Regions from separate parts of the Homo sapiens genome. Here region 2 is linked to region 1. The links are chromatin loops, found by intact Hi-C in ENCODE. Cell type or tissue: B cell. All regions are shown on one strand.

What was found. A loop is a pair of places that touch in the nucleus more often than their neighbours do. Peaks named below come from ENCODE experiments on the same cell type or tissue, not always from the same donor. Only the 100,000 strongest peaks of a DNase experiment are listed, where the experiment ranks them.
Region 2: a loop joins it to region 1, with 6 times the contacts of the local background. A loop is called at or near these places in 47 of 110 quality-filtered maps.

Annotation. Positions count from the first base shown.
Region 1 is chr4:85,743,157-85,751,156 of GRCh38, forward strand. All of the region lies in intron 3 of ARHGAP24 (Rho GTPase activating protein 24), which reads left to right. Among named protein-coding and RNA genes, the nearest start is that of MIR4451, 25 kb to the left of the region's middle. In B cell, CTCF peaks have their summits at 4,928 (motif pointing left) and 5,127; DNase peaks (open chromatin) are centred at 385, 4,905 and 6,825; H3K4me3 peaks cover 421 bases; H3K27ac peaks cover 4,209 bases.
Region 2 is chr4:85,080,681-85,088,680 of GRCh38, forward strand. No RefSeq gene overlaps it. Among named protein-coding and RNA genes, the nearest start is that of WDFY3, 120 kb to the left of the region's middle. In B cell, CTCF peaks have their summits at 3,937 (motif pointing right) and 4,137; a DNase peak (open chromatin) is centred at 3,921; H3K27me3 peaks cover 628 bases.

The sequences.
Region 1 (8,000 bases):
TATCATATAATTCAGCTAAAAAAAAAATCATGGTACTTAAGTGGGAGCTAGAGCACATCACTGCCTTTAAGAAGATATTTAGGGGAATAAAAGAGGTCTGGGACCTCGGAGGTGAAACTGAGAGAAAGACAAAGGGACTTCAAATCAAGCATTTGAAAGAGCCAATGAGGGGCCAGATGTGGTGACTCACTCCTGTAATCCCAGCACTTTAAGACGCCAAGGCGGGATCCCATCTCAAAAAAAAAAAAAAAAAAAAAAAAAAAAAAAAAAAAAAAAAGGCTGGGCATGTTAGTCCCAGCTGTTTGGGAGGGTGAGGCAGGAGGATCACTTGAGCCCAGAAGGCTGAGTCAGCAGTGAGCCATGATTGCACCACTGTACTCTAGCCTACGTGACAGGGCGAGATCCTGTCTCAAAAACAAAACAAAACAAAAACAGAAAAGAAAGAGCCAATGAAACAAAACCCACAGAGAAGAGAAGCAGAACTGTTGTACCAAAGTAACAGTTCTCAAATCTTTATTTTCTTTCTTTTGTGATAAGACACACAGGCCAAATAAGACTGACTGCAAGTTAGCACAAGAGTGCAACGACTCTATGTTATCCTGGCTCCCTCATTCAAGGAAACACGCCAAAACTTAAGTAAAAATAATCTTAAAACAACCTTAATTATAAATAAGCAAATCTCTTACAAATGGCACTACTTTATCATTAATTAGCAACTACTAAGTTGTAGCATATAACACAGAAGTATGGTATCAAGACTGAAAACTAATTGATTATTTAATTCCTAGCATCTTTTCAAGTTCTCAAATCCCAAGATTTGCCTATGGTTGCCACCAAGAGCTATGGAATTATTGTTTGGTAGGTGATTTTCATCCTCCATATTAAAAACAAAAACAAAAACAAAACCATTCTTTTTAAGGAATTCATCCATTTGTAGATGCATCTGTTTCCAGTGGTTCCAGTGTGTTTGTTTTGATTATCACATATGAATTCAGCTTTGTCCAAATATTTATAGAAAAACATAGAAGCCATGTTCTACTTGAAAAGTGCTTTTCATTTTGTAAGACCCTTGAGTACTTTACTTGTAATACCACAATTCAAACATATTTGGATTAAGCTTCAATCCTGGAGAGGCAAGGAGTCTGGCTTATGTTCCTTGGAATGGTTATTTGCTTGATTTTGAATCCCATAATCCCTGAATCTATGAATTTTTAGGATTCTGTTTTTAATCTCAGTCACATACTCACTCTATATGTGTGAGAAAGATATAAGGCCCAAGTCACAAAATAAATGAATAGAATTTCTTAAATGAGAGCAAAAAATTAGTACTCTTGGAGCACAAATTCAAGGAGAATGGATCTTTAGCATATTGGTTGTTAAATGCTACCCCAGTGTTTAAGGAGAGAGAAAAGACACACAGAGAGATAAAGAGAGGTTGAGCTGGGAAGCAGATGACTGAGGTCTCTCCTAAACCCTCCATCCTCCACCCTCCACGCGTTAGAGGCAAACCAAGAAGTTACTTGTAGCTGTGACATTCCTGACTGACAGGACTCCAGAACAACTTGTAACAAAAGAGACTTGAATCATCTTTCATATTGGTTTGGGATATTTTTTCATTATGTATTGCTGCTTTTTAAAATGGTTATTTAGTCTTTTAAAAATATATCTTTCCCCATGCATGCCATTTGTTTGTTAAGTCCTTATTTCAGAGAATTCTTAAAGGTAGTCCAATCATTAGAGGGAATTAGCCAGGCGGTACAGAATATCATATGCCAGCCTCCACTAAACAGCTAGACAAGTCTAAATGTGCCCTCCATTTTCAGAAGCCTTCTTTAATCCAGTCTCAATGCTCTCCACTATTAATTCCAAACAATGTTTAAATATGAGTGTGAGGTTAAAGCAAGGTGCTTTCATCCTTAAAGTGGTTGTCATTGTCAGATATGAGTAAATTTGTGCCCAGGAAAACGTGAAAAGGAGAGAAGCTTATAAATTTAACCAGCGGCCGGGAATGGTGACTCATGCCTATAATCCCAGTACTTCAAGAGGCCGTGGCAGGAGAAACACTTAAGACCAGGAATTTGAGACAAGCCTGGGCAAGATGGCGAGAGACCCCAGTAACTACTAATATATACCGTAGTATATATATAATATATAGTAGTATATGTATATATACATATATACATATATATGTATTATAGAGTATATGTATTATATTGTATACATACATGTGCATATATAATATATATAGTAGTATATATACATATATATAATATATATATACACATATGCTGGGCATGGTGCTGTGCACCTGTGGTTCTCAGTTACTCAGGAGTCTGAGGCAAGAGGATCCCTTCACTCCAGGAGTTCAAGGCTTCAATGAGCTGTGCTTACACAACTGTACTCCACCCTGAGTGACAGAGTGACACCTTATCTCTTAAAAAAAAAAAACTATAAGAAAATAAAATCAACAAGTACATCCTGTGTACCTACTTGCATACTACACAGTATGAAAGACATAAAAAGTGAATAAAACATAGTCCTTGAACTTGTGAATAATCTCATAATAATCTAATGGGCTACAGATTACCAAACTAAGTGTAATACATAGAAGAATGTTCTTCATGCTAAATAAAGTCCTGGAGAAGTTTGTTGGAGGGAAAATTTCTATTACGTGGCAAGAATCTATAAGTTTCCAAGTTCTGCAGATTATTCTAATGCCTAGCCTGGCTCTGCAGCATGATGCTAGGTACTATGATTCCAAAACCCAGTGCCTTCCCCTGTAGCCTGACAGTCCAGTGGACTAAGAAAATAGGCATGCCAGCAATTGAACACATTTACTGTTAAAGGCAATTTGATGTAAGTTAAAGTCAAGTCGGGGTAGGTTTTTATTTGTTTTGTTTTGTTCTCATATAATTCTATAGATTTCCTAGGAGTCGTGAAGGAGGAAGTAGTGAACACAGTAATATAGATACCTGCTTTTTTCACTGTGTACTTTTCCCAAGTGGGAAAGAAAGGGCAAGCTAGGGAATTGGGGCTAAATTCCTCCTTAGCGATATGATGCCCAGTTTCCAGGAATGGATAGGCAGGGCTGGGAATCTGCTTCCTTGTTAAGAATCATTTAGTGTTGCAAATATTAAAATTGTGCTATGCAGCCCTCCTTCTTTTGAGTATCTGACTGATTCTTCATGACTTCTTCATTTTCTATTTTTCTACAAACTTATCCATCCTGTAAGCCCAGCTCCTCTACCAGCAAACCTCAAAATAACCAACTCCAAAATACTTAATTTCAAGAGAAGCATTTTTTCTTATACTAGTTCTTGTGTTTGTTGTATTTCCTTTGTATGATTTCATTTTTTTTTAACATTCATGTCATACCCTAACCTCTATTGTGATGTCCTTGGAGGCAGGGGCTATATTTTGTGCCTGCATGTATCTTTTAACCACACGCCTGAACAGGAGAGGCACTCAGGTTGTTTGATTGGCTTGTTTGTTTTGTTGTGTTTTGTTTTTTTTAGATGGAGTCTCACACTGTCACCCAGGCTGGAGTGCAGTTGTGCGATCTCGGCTCACTACAACCTTCACCTCCCAGGTTCAAGTGATTCTTCTTGCCTCAGCCTCCCAAGTAGCTGGGATTACAGGTGCCTGCCACCATGCCTGGCTAATTTTTTTTGTATTTTTAGTAGAGACGGGGTTTCACTATGTTGGGCAGGATGGTCTCGATCTCCTGACCTCGTGATCTGCCCGCCTCAGCCTCCCAAAGTGCTGGGATTTCAGGAGTGAGCCACCGCACCCAGCCTGATTGGCCTGTTTTAATGGGAAACCATTAATACAGGACTTCAGGGATCTTATTTGTATATAACTAAACCATGGCTGGGACATCACTGCCAGTCAGTACAAATGCATATGAGAGTAGCTGCTTCTTTCTTTTAAAACCATTATAAACAGCACTAGAAACATTTTCTCCTACTTTTCAGGAAATGCCTGGAGCAACATGAGCAAAGCTAACTTTTAAAATAAGCTCTTTCATTTTTTGCTTTTTAAATCTCCTATCATCAGTTTACGTTTCACTTATGTTTTAAAATGTGATCATATTAAAATATCTTTAGAGTAGAAAGTATCTTGTATAGCTTTTGAAAAAAATCCTTTTTTGGGAGGTAATCTTGTTAGATATCTTTTGTATTTTATTTAGCAAAAAAAAGCACTAAGCACAAATAAAAACAAAATTGAACCGCCTACAATATGGCATTAAAATAGCTGAAAATTGAGGCCGGGGGCGGTGGCTCACACCTGTAATCCCAGCACTTTGGGAGGCCGAGGTGGGCGGATCACGAGGTCAGGAGATCGAGACCATCCTGGCTAACGCGGTGAAACCCCGTCTCTACTAAAAATACAAAAAATTAGCCGGGCGTAGTGGCGGGCGCCTGTAGTCCCAGCTACTCGGGAGGCTGAGGCAGGAGAATGGCGTGAACCCGGGAAGCGGAGCTTGCAGTGAGCCGAGATTGTGCCACTGCACTCCAGCCTGGGCTACAGAGCTAGACTCTGTCTAAAACAAAAACAAACAAACAAACAAACAAGCAAAAGCTGAAAATTGAATATCTGCTCTTTACATTTAGATTCTGAAATAGAATAATTTGTAATTTTTTAAAATATATTTTAAAATCATTAAGGACAGAACCTAAATCATCAGGACAGAACATTTTATAAAAATGGTGCTGTGAATAAGTAAAGAAGATTTGGAGGGGACAATGTTTTAAAATTTTGTGAGTGACTTTAAAAATAAGAGCGACAAACCAGGTATCCTTTAAAACCAATTAGACTTTTAACCTAGCAGCTTATATCTGTTCATGCCTAGATTGTTTGGCTGTGTGGAAGTAGTTTCTTAGTTGACAGATACAAAATACACAGCAATACTGCCCTCTACAGGTTCCCTGTAAGGCAGGCACTTGTCTTGCAAGTTTTTAAAAGAACCCTAACCTAGAGGAAAGACTTCAAGTGCTTTTGGCTTTGATGTCTTTAACACCAGTGAGCAACCTGGCCATCCCCTACCTCTATGCATGTTGACCACCTACTCCAAACAAATTACACAATCCTCCTTGTTTCTCCGAGCATATGGTATTAATAGCTCTTAAAAGATTTTTACTCTGAGGTCCAGTAGAAATCCGTAACTCCCTTTCTCATACATATGCCATGCTGGGGTTAAGAAAATATTCTGATAGGCCAGAAAGATAGTTAAATATACAAAATCTGGTGAATTTGTTCAAGATTGAAAGCAGTGATACTGCTTTATAGTCACATCTTTTATTTGTAGTACAGAAAGTAATTGTAGATTAAACTCAGTTGTTCCTGATAACAAAAACTTAAACTTAGAAAGAATATATGATCCAGACAAAATTAACAGCCAAGTATTTGGACGTTTAAATAAAATGGGAGTATTTTTAAATTGTGGATATATGAGAGACACAGTAAGAAACTGATATATGATGCAATATATGCAAACTTTGAAAAAAGATTTACATAAAAATAAAAATGCCAAGAGAAAGAAATATGTTTTATCTCCCAAGTATGATGCAGAAAGACAGTATTTCCTGTGCATAAGAGCAAAATTAGAATGGGTTCAAGTCTCAGTGTTGTTCTATACTGTGGAACTTTGGCAGGTACTCAAAGAAAACTTGCCACAAAGCCTCAGGATCAGCCTGAACACTTTACTTGACAGTCTCTGACACAGTGTTTCTCTCCGGCTCTTGTCCTCATGTATCCTGGCACATCTGCATCATTCCTGTTTCTTGTCAGGCTGTCTCTCCCTCAACGTGGCAGAATACGGTCACCAACAACTCTAAAGATGTTACACCTCTAGTCATACAGGCATACCGGATGGCTTTTTCTTAGCTCTTACCCCAAATTTCTGGGAACAGGACTCCAGCCCAACATGAAATTGAGCATGAAGTGCTCTATTGTGACTAATCAGCTATGGCATCAGGATAGGGACTTGCAGAAGACACACAAATCTAATATGTTGTCTTTTTCTCATTTGCCGAAGGTAGATTCTAGGAATTCCTTCAACTCTTGCTCTACAAGCAGTCTCCAGTTTACTAAGCTTTACATTCAAATAGTTGCTTCTTAGTTGTTGATTGGAATTCAGAAAACATTTCCTGTGCCAACTATGTTATTCCATATTGTTATGTCCTTAGAAGAGTCTCACTCCATTGCGAACAAACAAAAATTTTAAAAAGCTAGACTTCTATATGTCTGAAAAATTATTACCAGTTGATATAGGAGTCATAGAAACCACCCACCAAAGATTTTTCAGGACTGCTCTATTCTCAGACAATCTTGTCGGATTGTCAAACTAGGCATGCCTCTTTATTGTTTGAAAACTACAACCCCCACAGATACAGTTTTTTGTTATTGTTGTTGTTGTTTGTTTTGTTTTTTGAGATGGAGTTTCACTCTTGTTGCCCAGGCTGGAGTGCAGTGGTGCAGTCTTGGCCCACTGCAACCTCCCAGGTTCAAGTGATTCTCCTGCCTCAGCCCCCTGAGTAGCTGGGATTACAGGCACCTGCCACCACGCCTGGCTAATTTTTTGTATTTTTAGTAGGGACAGGATTTCCCCATGTTGGTCAGGCTGGTCTTGAACTCCTGACCTCAGGTGATTCACCCACCTCAGCCTCCCAAAGTGCTGGGATTACAGGCGTGAGCCACCGTGCCTGGCCTCCACAAATATAGTTTTAACCATAGGTTGTAGTGTTAGTTTTAAAGAACAGTGAGTTCAGAGTTTCCTCTCTGTGGTCTCAGCAGCAGCAGCAGCAGCGGCAGCAGCAGCAACCCTCTCTCAGTCATGCATCCATCCATGACTGCATGCAGACAGACATCCATCCACCTGCCCCTCACGTACTGTGCCTGGCACTGTTCTAGACTCCAGGGAGACACTATTAAACATGATGAAATGTCAGCTGTTCTGGAACTTGTTTTTTGGTAGGAGAAAATTTAAAAATAAGCAAATATATAAATAATCGTCAGTTAATGTATAAGTGTCAGTTAGTGATAAGTGCTATGTTTTTCTTTAAGTAAAATAAATCAGGGAGTTGTGATATGGAGTGATTTGGGAGTCTATTTGGATAGTGAGATCAGAGATTTCTAAATATCTATTCAGCAGCTATGGTTCTATAGCCAGGACAAGGGGCTCCAGCAGGGAGCATTAGGAACCCAGGAGACTGGGAGGGTCAAGATGACTTGTTATCTTGCCCCATGACAGATACTTCTTAATCCCAGAGTGGCTCCATCTCACCCTTTTTCTAGAGCCCAGGGGATTAACATGACTCTTTTCATTCCTTTTTTTTTTTTTTTTTTTTTTTTTTTTTTGAGACAGTCTTGCTCTGTTACCCAGGCTGGAGTGCAATGGCACAATCTCAGCTCACTGCAACCTCTGCCTCCCCGGCTCAAGCAATTCTCTTGCCTCAGCTTCCCGAGTAGCTGGGATTACAGGTACGCACCACCTCGCCCAGCTAATGTTTGGATTTTTTGTAGAGACGGCATTTCACCATGTTGCCCAGGCTGGTCTTGAATTCCTGACCCATCAGGTGATCCACCCACCTCAGCCTCCCAAAGTGCGGGGATTACAGATGTGAGCCACTAGGCCTGGCACCATTCATTCCTTTCTATCTTTAGTCATTGTTTCTTCCACTAAAAAATGTTCCTCTTCCCTGTTTCACTGCGGGGCAGAAGTCTCAGAGATCTCTCTTCTCTTCTACACAGTTTTGTTGCAGGTATCAAAGAGTGTTTTCTTTGCCTTTCATAATAATTTTTAGAATACTACACAAAGAATAAAAGAAAAAATTAAATGCCACAAAAGAATACACATAAAAATAAGTTTTTCCTGAGTTACAGCCTTCAAATCATCAATCTCTCTGCCCAGATTTATAGACATATATGTGTGTGCACATTATTTATGTGTTTATTTATAAATCAATATGATTCACATATAAGCATTCACTTGTCAATTT
Region 2 (8,000 bases), 660 kb before region 1:
TTTCACCTTCAAGCTGATTCAGACACATAACTTTCTAGTGGATATGTTAATTTGCTTCACTATAGTAACATTTACTATCTGTATGTATCCCATCATATGTTGTAGATCTTAAATATACACAAATCTATTTTAAAAAATAAAATCTAGCTACTTCTCAAACACACAAAGCCCATTCCTATTTCTGGCCCTTTGCATTTGCTGTTCATTCTGCCCAAAGTGCTCATTTTCCAGACCTTCACATGGCTCTCTACCTTACTTATGCAGGTATCTGCACATTTTTTATCCTGGAGAAAATTTCCTTGACAACATTTTCTAAAAGAGCAACCCCAGTCACTTTTTATCCTCTTGCCCTGATTTAGTTTTCATCATACAACTAACTCTAGAACTCTTACTGCCTGACATTATATTAAACATTATTTGCTTATGTGTTTATTATTTGTCTCTTGCACTATAATGTAAGCCCCATGAGAGGAGGGACATTTATAGTGTCTTTTCTACTGAATCCCCAGTTGCCTGAAACTGCTTGACACATAGTATGCTCTTTATAACAACTTGTTGAATGAATGAATATGAATGAATGTTGTGCTAATTATTATTTGAATGTTGACTCTTCCTTTTTTTTTTGAGATAAGATCTCATTCTGTCACTCAGGTTAGAATGCAGTGGCATGATCACGGTTCACTGCAGCCTTAACCTCCCAGGCTTAAGCAATCATCCAACCTCAGCTTCCTGAGTAGCTGGGACTACAGGTGTACACAACCACACTAGGCTTATTTTTTTTTTTATGTTTTGTAGAGACAGGGTCAGTCTCACTTTGTTCCCCAGGCTGTCTTCCTATGTATTTATGCTTAACTGTTTTATGTATCCACAATCTAGTCTCCCTTTTTATTCTTATAACAAGAAATTAGATTTTGCACCAATGGGTTTTGGTTCATTAGAATATTTCTTTGGGATTTAATGACGTTTGGAATTGAGTATTCTTTTAGTAATCTCTAGTGATTCCCTCTTTCATTCCCCATGATCAGTGCTTCAAACTTTTACAAACTCATGGACTCTTTAATCCATTCAATATGCTTCTTAGTAGAATATTTTCTCACTTAGTCACTGAAAATATAGGCTGTCTTAGGTATGAATTCCCTAATATTCTGTTTTTTTTTTAAACTTCAAATTGTATTTAATTCTTCTCTTCCTTGTGCCAACTCTTGCCTCTGCTTCCTCTTAAGGGACTGCCCTGGCCCTCTGCCCCTTATGCTCATTACTACCCACCCTCTGGAAGAAGTCAACCCTTGCTATTTCTACATCTTCATTTGCCACTTGACATGATTTGGCTGTGTCCCTACCCAAATCTCATCTTGAATTGTAATTCCTTCATGTTGTGGGAGGGACCCGTTTGGAGATAATTGAATCATGGGGGTGGTTTCTCCCATACTGTTCTCATGGTAGTGAATAAGTCTCAGGAGATCTGATGGCTTTATAAGGGGAAACCCGTTTCACTTGGCTCTCACTCTTCTCTTGCCTGCTGCCATGTGAGACGTGTCTTTCACCTTCTGCCATGATTGTGGGATCTCCCCAGCCACATGGAACTGTGAGTCCATTAAACCTTTCTTTTGTAAATTGCTTATTCTTGGGTATGTCTTTTTCAGCAGTGTGAAAATGAACGAATATACCACTATTCTTGATACTGTTTTTTATATCCACAACTCTTTTATTATAAGTCACCTATTATCATCTAATCATCAAGTCCAATAATTTCTTCTTCATCTCCATACCACATGAACTTACTTTAATTTTGATTTTGTTGATCCATCTTACATCTTATACCACCACCACGTTTTGTTTAACTCTTTGTCTTCTTGTTACTCTTCATAAATATTTGGTAAGCATATGTAATTTATTTAATTTCTTCCTGTTTTTCATATACAACCAAAAATATGGGTGCTAGCCAAAGTCCTATGCTCTGGTGCTAGTGATCAAAACCCAATTCGGAACAACCGAAGCAATAACAGAATGTAGAGTGGGCCTCATTCATGGACTCCAATGTCATCATCAGACTCTCTCTGCTATGCGTCCTCCATTCTGTGAGTCCCATGTAATGACAAAGTTGACCACTAAGTGCTCTCAGCTTATATTATCTTTATAGCTAACAAGCTGGGGAGAAGCGACTACCTTTTTTCTGTTATCTTTACAGATAGCAGATGTTCCCAATAACTTTATAGATGTCTATAGTTACTTACTGGCCCAGCTTAGGTTCTGAGATCATCCCTGAATCAGTCACTACGATCAAGGGATGGGAGGACTTGGAATTACCAGTCTTGGATCACATACTCACTCCTGCAGTTGGGATTTGGGCCATGTCTCTCTCAGAAGCACATGACCTGAGAATGGGAGAGGATTGGGTCTCCAAAGTGATACCGAGTATCTTCCCTTCCTATTTTTTTATACGTATTCTTGGGTTATCATGTCAACTGCTGTAGCTTCTACTATTATCTATTAGTTGGTATTTTGCAAGTCTCATAATAAGAATGAGCCTAAATAAACTAGAAAGCCACTGGAAAATTAATTGGAGCTAGAGGCACTGCTCCAAAGGCAATGGTTGATACTAATGAAAAAAAAAAAAATAAAAGCATAACGTTCAAAGAGGATGTCACACTTATATGTGGTTTGCAAAGTATCACTACCAGATACCAAAGTATCACTACCGGAATCAGGCAAATCATAATAATTCAATAGCTGAGTAGGTAGATATTGCCAATATTGCCCCAATTCAGGTAGATTTCCAGGACTTCTTTGCAGTCTCAGAAGAAAGCCCGCCCGAGGCAGGTAAAAAGCAGGATCTGACCCTGCAGCTGAAGGAGGGCTGAGTGGGAACCAGAAGGGGCATCAGGGGCCTAGTCAGGCAGGTTGGTTTCCAGTAGAAGACCCTAGTCCTGGGGATAGACCAGGGAAGCAAATACATACGCTGGGAAGAACATAGAAAGTGGCAGACAGGAGACTAATACAGGTGGGACCGGTACAGAGAGGAGATGGGTATTGAAAAAGTAGTTGCTTGGGGTTACACTCAGGTTTTTTTTTTTTTTTTTTAATGTAACAAGTACCACAGCTCATTGTAAATATAACTTTGCTATAATCCAAAGTATTGTGAATACTCAAAGATAGGCTTTTGAGAACTTCTGTTCCTACCAATTGCATTTCAGTTTTCTTCTTTGTAAATAAAAAATTACAAACAAAACATTCAGGTTGAATTAGCTAATCTCTAAATTATCTTCTCAATTATACATACCTATAATTCTATGAGTATTCAAAAATATAATTAATAACTTAAGTGAGGGCAAAGATTTTTTTCTGGTTTTCTTTCTCCAATTAAGTCAATACCTAGAGCAGTACTTTACACAAAAAAAATTTCTTAAATTTGAAAGAACGTTGTGCATGGGAAAATAAAAAGTGGGCTATTGAATTTACTCTCCTCTGAATTAAGGAATAAGATTTAAAAATATTTTTGTAATATATGACATGAAAAGGGGATAATAAGTTTAACTGGAAACCTGTAGATTTCATAACTATTGTAAGAAAACTATGATAGTAGTAAGTCAAAGACATGTCTATTGCTAATTTTCAAACAAATTTGCTTTCGGTTTACTTGGCTGGCCCTTGATCTTGCCTTAAAGGAAGAAAGGAGGTGGACAGAATCCTAAGACAAAATGTTTATGTTTTAATATTAATTTTAATTAGCTTTAATTATTTAAAAAGTCCATTATACAGTATCATCCTGTGGACGACTTTTTACCACATGATGGTATAATGTAGGAAATTTTGATTTAAGTAAGAAATCAAGAATTTCAAGTTGTCTTTTTTAGAGCCGAAATCATACTTGTTGTTATCCTCAAGTTGTAAGACCAAATTTTGCCACTAGGTGGCAAGAGTTGCAAGTTGAAAGGCAGTGGTGTTACCAGACATGAAGTATACTGGCTGATGCGTACCTGTATACCAGCTTATTTTTGTGTGCAAGTATATTAATCTTAGAAACTCTTACTAGGAGAAAATAAATTTTATTTGGGTCTTTACTTCTGAAAGCCATATAATAAAATAGAAAACAGGCATAAGCTCTTAGAATAAAGAAAAGAACAATAGTTTCTCTTAATTGCAGTGATTGGATATTGAGCTAAAACATTAGGGAGCATAAGTAAAGTTAGCCTTAGGCAAAACTGCAAAGTGGTGGTTTCATTCTCCTCTCTGGTATCCCCTAGGAATCAAAAGAGATGGTTTTCAACTTTCCTCATTCTCTTTTAGAAAGTTCCCTCTCCCAGCTGCTGCTGTTCCTGCTGTCCCAGCTGCTCCATTGTGGGCACTTACCACACTGATTTTTAATTCTACCTTCATCAAAACATGCCTATTCTATGTCTCATCCTTCTGGAGTCAAAACCTTGAATGCAGGCTAATCAAAACACAAACCCATTTCCATATTTTAATAAGGACTTCAGATTTAATGGAGAAGTAGCTCAATTTTGTTTCATTGTGTTACTCCTCTCTTAGTAGATACACTACATTTCCAAATGGGTTCTGTTAGTCATGATCTGAGCAGGAAACAGAAGGCACGCTTGACAGATGGGGTAACTGGAGAGAATTTAGTAAAGGAACTAGTTAGTGAATTCCCTAAATGAAGAGCTCAGGGACATCAACAAGTGATAGGGAACCACTGTGGGACTATTCACAGTGAGAAATTATTACCATTCCTTGCCACGGAGTAGACACCTTCCATAAGGAGCTGTGAATATAGAGAGAAGACTGCAGCTACTACAAACCTGAGGCGCCCATGGGGAGTGTGTGAGGGGGATGGTGAGGATTAAGTATTCTGACTTTTCTTTCCTTCCACTGTCTGTCTGGTTTCCTGAGTTGCTCTTTATTGGGAAGATCTTAACCAGAAGCCGGAGGGCAAGGGAGCCTTGAGATGTGGTACACAGAGATCAACTCTTTGGGTCCAGAACAGGAAGAAGAAATTAGAGACTGAATCTGGAAGGGCAAATGAGAAAATCCACCCCAAGGGAACTTTGATAATAGTGCTTAAAAATGGCCTTTAAGTAGGGAGTTTCAACTGACCAGGCTTGTTGGCAAGTGGGCCTGAATTTATCACTCAGATCACATTAGCTGGGCAGATCAATGTTCTACAAATGTATTTTCTCCTGTCTTCAGATATACTTGGTAAATATCACATAGTAAATATCTATTAATTTATGATTGTCTTTGCATACCAACACATAACTAGGTGGTTTGTTAGGATATTTGATCCTAAAGATCTTGCAAGTGCTTTCTCTCATCTTCATTAGTGGTTTTTAATGTAGCAAAAAACACAATACTCTATCCCCCATAATTCTAAAAAAAGAAGCTTTGGGAATGCAAAAGTAAACACAAACTGTATTATTTACTATGCCAATTTAACAATTCCAGTTTTCATACAACATGTCCAAATCTTTTGTTAAAGAAACCTTCATGCCAGAATTCATTATATATACAGAAATATAGATCCAGGCAATTTCTACTACGCTAACTTAAGCTTGCCTGGTGGCAGAACTATAGCTTGAACAATAGCTAGCTTGATAGGCTAGTTCTTTTTCTTCCTCCATGCAAAATAGTTCTGCCACTTTTATACTGAGGAAAAGAACATAGACCACGAGAGGGACTGAGAAGCCAGAGAAACATACCCTGGAATCTCTCAGGTTTGGTTTGGAAGCTTTCACAAAGGATTGATATCAAGCACATGCTCAATATTTTGCAGACAGTAGACAATTTCTGCTCTACTAGGTCTTAAATAAAAATAATTAAAATTAAAACACAAAATGAATTTTCTTTTTTCTTTTTCCTTGGCCCAGATTGTTCTACTATTAGAAAAGATTTGTATGTCCTGAGAGAATCTGATAGCAAAGGTTTAGAAACGCTTTACCATCCCAGACTGCTAACTGCTTACTAGTATACTGAGGAGACATTTTATAAGTAATTTGGATTTTGGTCACCCTCTGACTTAGACCCTCAATTCTTCTGGTACTTACCACCAGGTTGCTAAGCATCTAGAGTAAACTAGGCCATCCTTGGTGCTCTTATTTCTTATTTTAGACATTCTGCAGGCAAATTTATGTAAGCTCACTGCTCCAGCAACCAAGTATACACAGATGACACTCAGTTGAAACATTCTCTTCAGGTTCAAACACAACTGCTTCACAACCTACTTTGCTAATCCTCTTTTCAGATAAGGCCACCATAATCTCCCTGTGAGTAATCATCCATGCCACCTTCTCCGTTACTTTCCAGTAAGTCACTCATTTCCCTTTGCTCCATCAGTTCTGCTGGAAGTCCCTTTTCTGCATCCTCTCTGCCACTGCTCTAGGTCAGGTCCTTTTCTTCTGGCCACGTGCTGTGGTCATACTGAATTACTTGCTCTTCTCCAAATACAATCAAGGGGTACATTGGTTTGGTTCAGAAAGGCAAGACAACTTGAAGTGGGGCAGGGGGTCGAGGTGAGGGGTGAGGGGCTTCCAGGTTATAGGTAGATTAAAAAAAATTCTGGTTGACAATTGGTTGAGAACTAGGATCAATAGAAAGGAAATGTCTGGGTTAAGATAAAGGAATGTGGAGACCACAATTCTTATTGTGCAGAGGAAGCCCTAAAGTAGCAGGCTTCAGAGAGAATAGACTGTAAATGTTTCTTAATGGACTTAAAAAGGGTGCCAGACTCTTAGTTGACTATCTTCCAGATCCGGAAAAATGCATGGAAAAAAGGGAAGAAGTGATTCTCTACAGAATGTGGATTTTTCCCCACAAGAGATGACTGCAGGGCAGTTTCCAGATATGGCAAGGAAATACATTTGGAGTTAAAATATTTTTTATTTCCTTCCTTATTTGTCATGTGATATTATGCCAGAGTCAGTTTGGAAAGTGAGCCACATTATTTAGGGTTAAATAAACTCCTCTGATGAGACTTTATGGTTTGTAGGGCATGACTCCCCGAGCCCTTTAGATAAGACTTTAGAGAAGAGAAGAAAAAAGTTCAGAGTTTAGTCCTCAGTGTCTTGTAAAGAGCATGAAACTGAACACTTAAAAAAATCTAACATGGTAATCTTTCTTTATTGGTAAATGTAAACATTTAATTTTCAATTTTATGCTTAAGGTAATTTATAACATATTTGACTTTAATGCCTCCATTTTATTTTATAGTTTTTATTTGTCCTTTATATATATTTTTGCTTTTTCTACCTTCTTTTCAATAGATCAAGGTTTATAAAATTCCATTTTAGTGTATGTGCATTATCACTTTCCTAACTGATATGGTTTGGCCCTGTCCCCACTCAAATCTCATCTTGAATTGTAGTTCTCGTAATCCCCATGTGTTGTGGGAGGGACCTGGTGGGAGGTAATTGAATCGTGGAGGTGATTACCTCTATGCTGTTCTCTTGATAGTGAGTGAGTTCTCATGAGATCTGATGGTTTTATAAGGGGCTTTTCTCCACCTTCTCTATGCACTTATCTTTGCTGCCACCATGTGAAGAAGGATGTGTTTGCTTTCCCTTCTGCCATGATTGCATGTTTCCTGAGGGCTCCCCAGCCATGCTGAAGTGTGAATCAATTAAACCTCTTTCCTTTAGAAATTACCCAGTCTCAGGTATGTTTTTATTAGCAGCATTAGAATGGACTAATATGGTAAATTAGTACTGGTAGAGTGGAGTGCTAATATAAGGATACCTGAAAATGTGGAAGCGACTTTCGAACTGGGCAACAAGCAGGGGTTGGAATAGTTTGGAGGGCTCAGAAGAAGACAGGAAAATGTGGGAAAGTTTGCAACTTCCTAGAGACTTGTTGAATAGCTTTGACCAAAATACTGATAGTGATATGAACAATGAAGTCCAGTGAGGTGGTCTCAGATGGAGAAGAGGAACTTGTTGGCAACTGGAGCAAAGCTGACTCTTGTTATGCTTTAGCAAAGAGACTGGCAGCATTTTGTCCCTGCCCTAGAG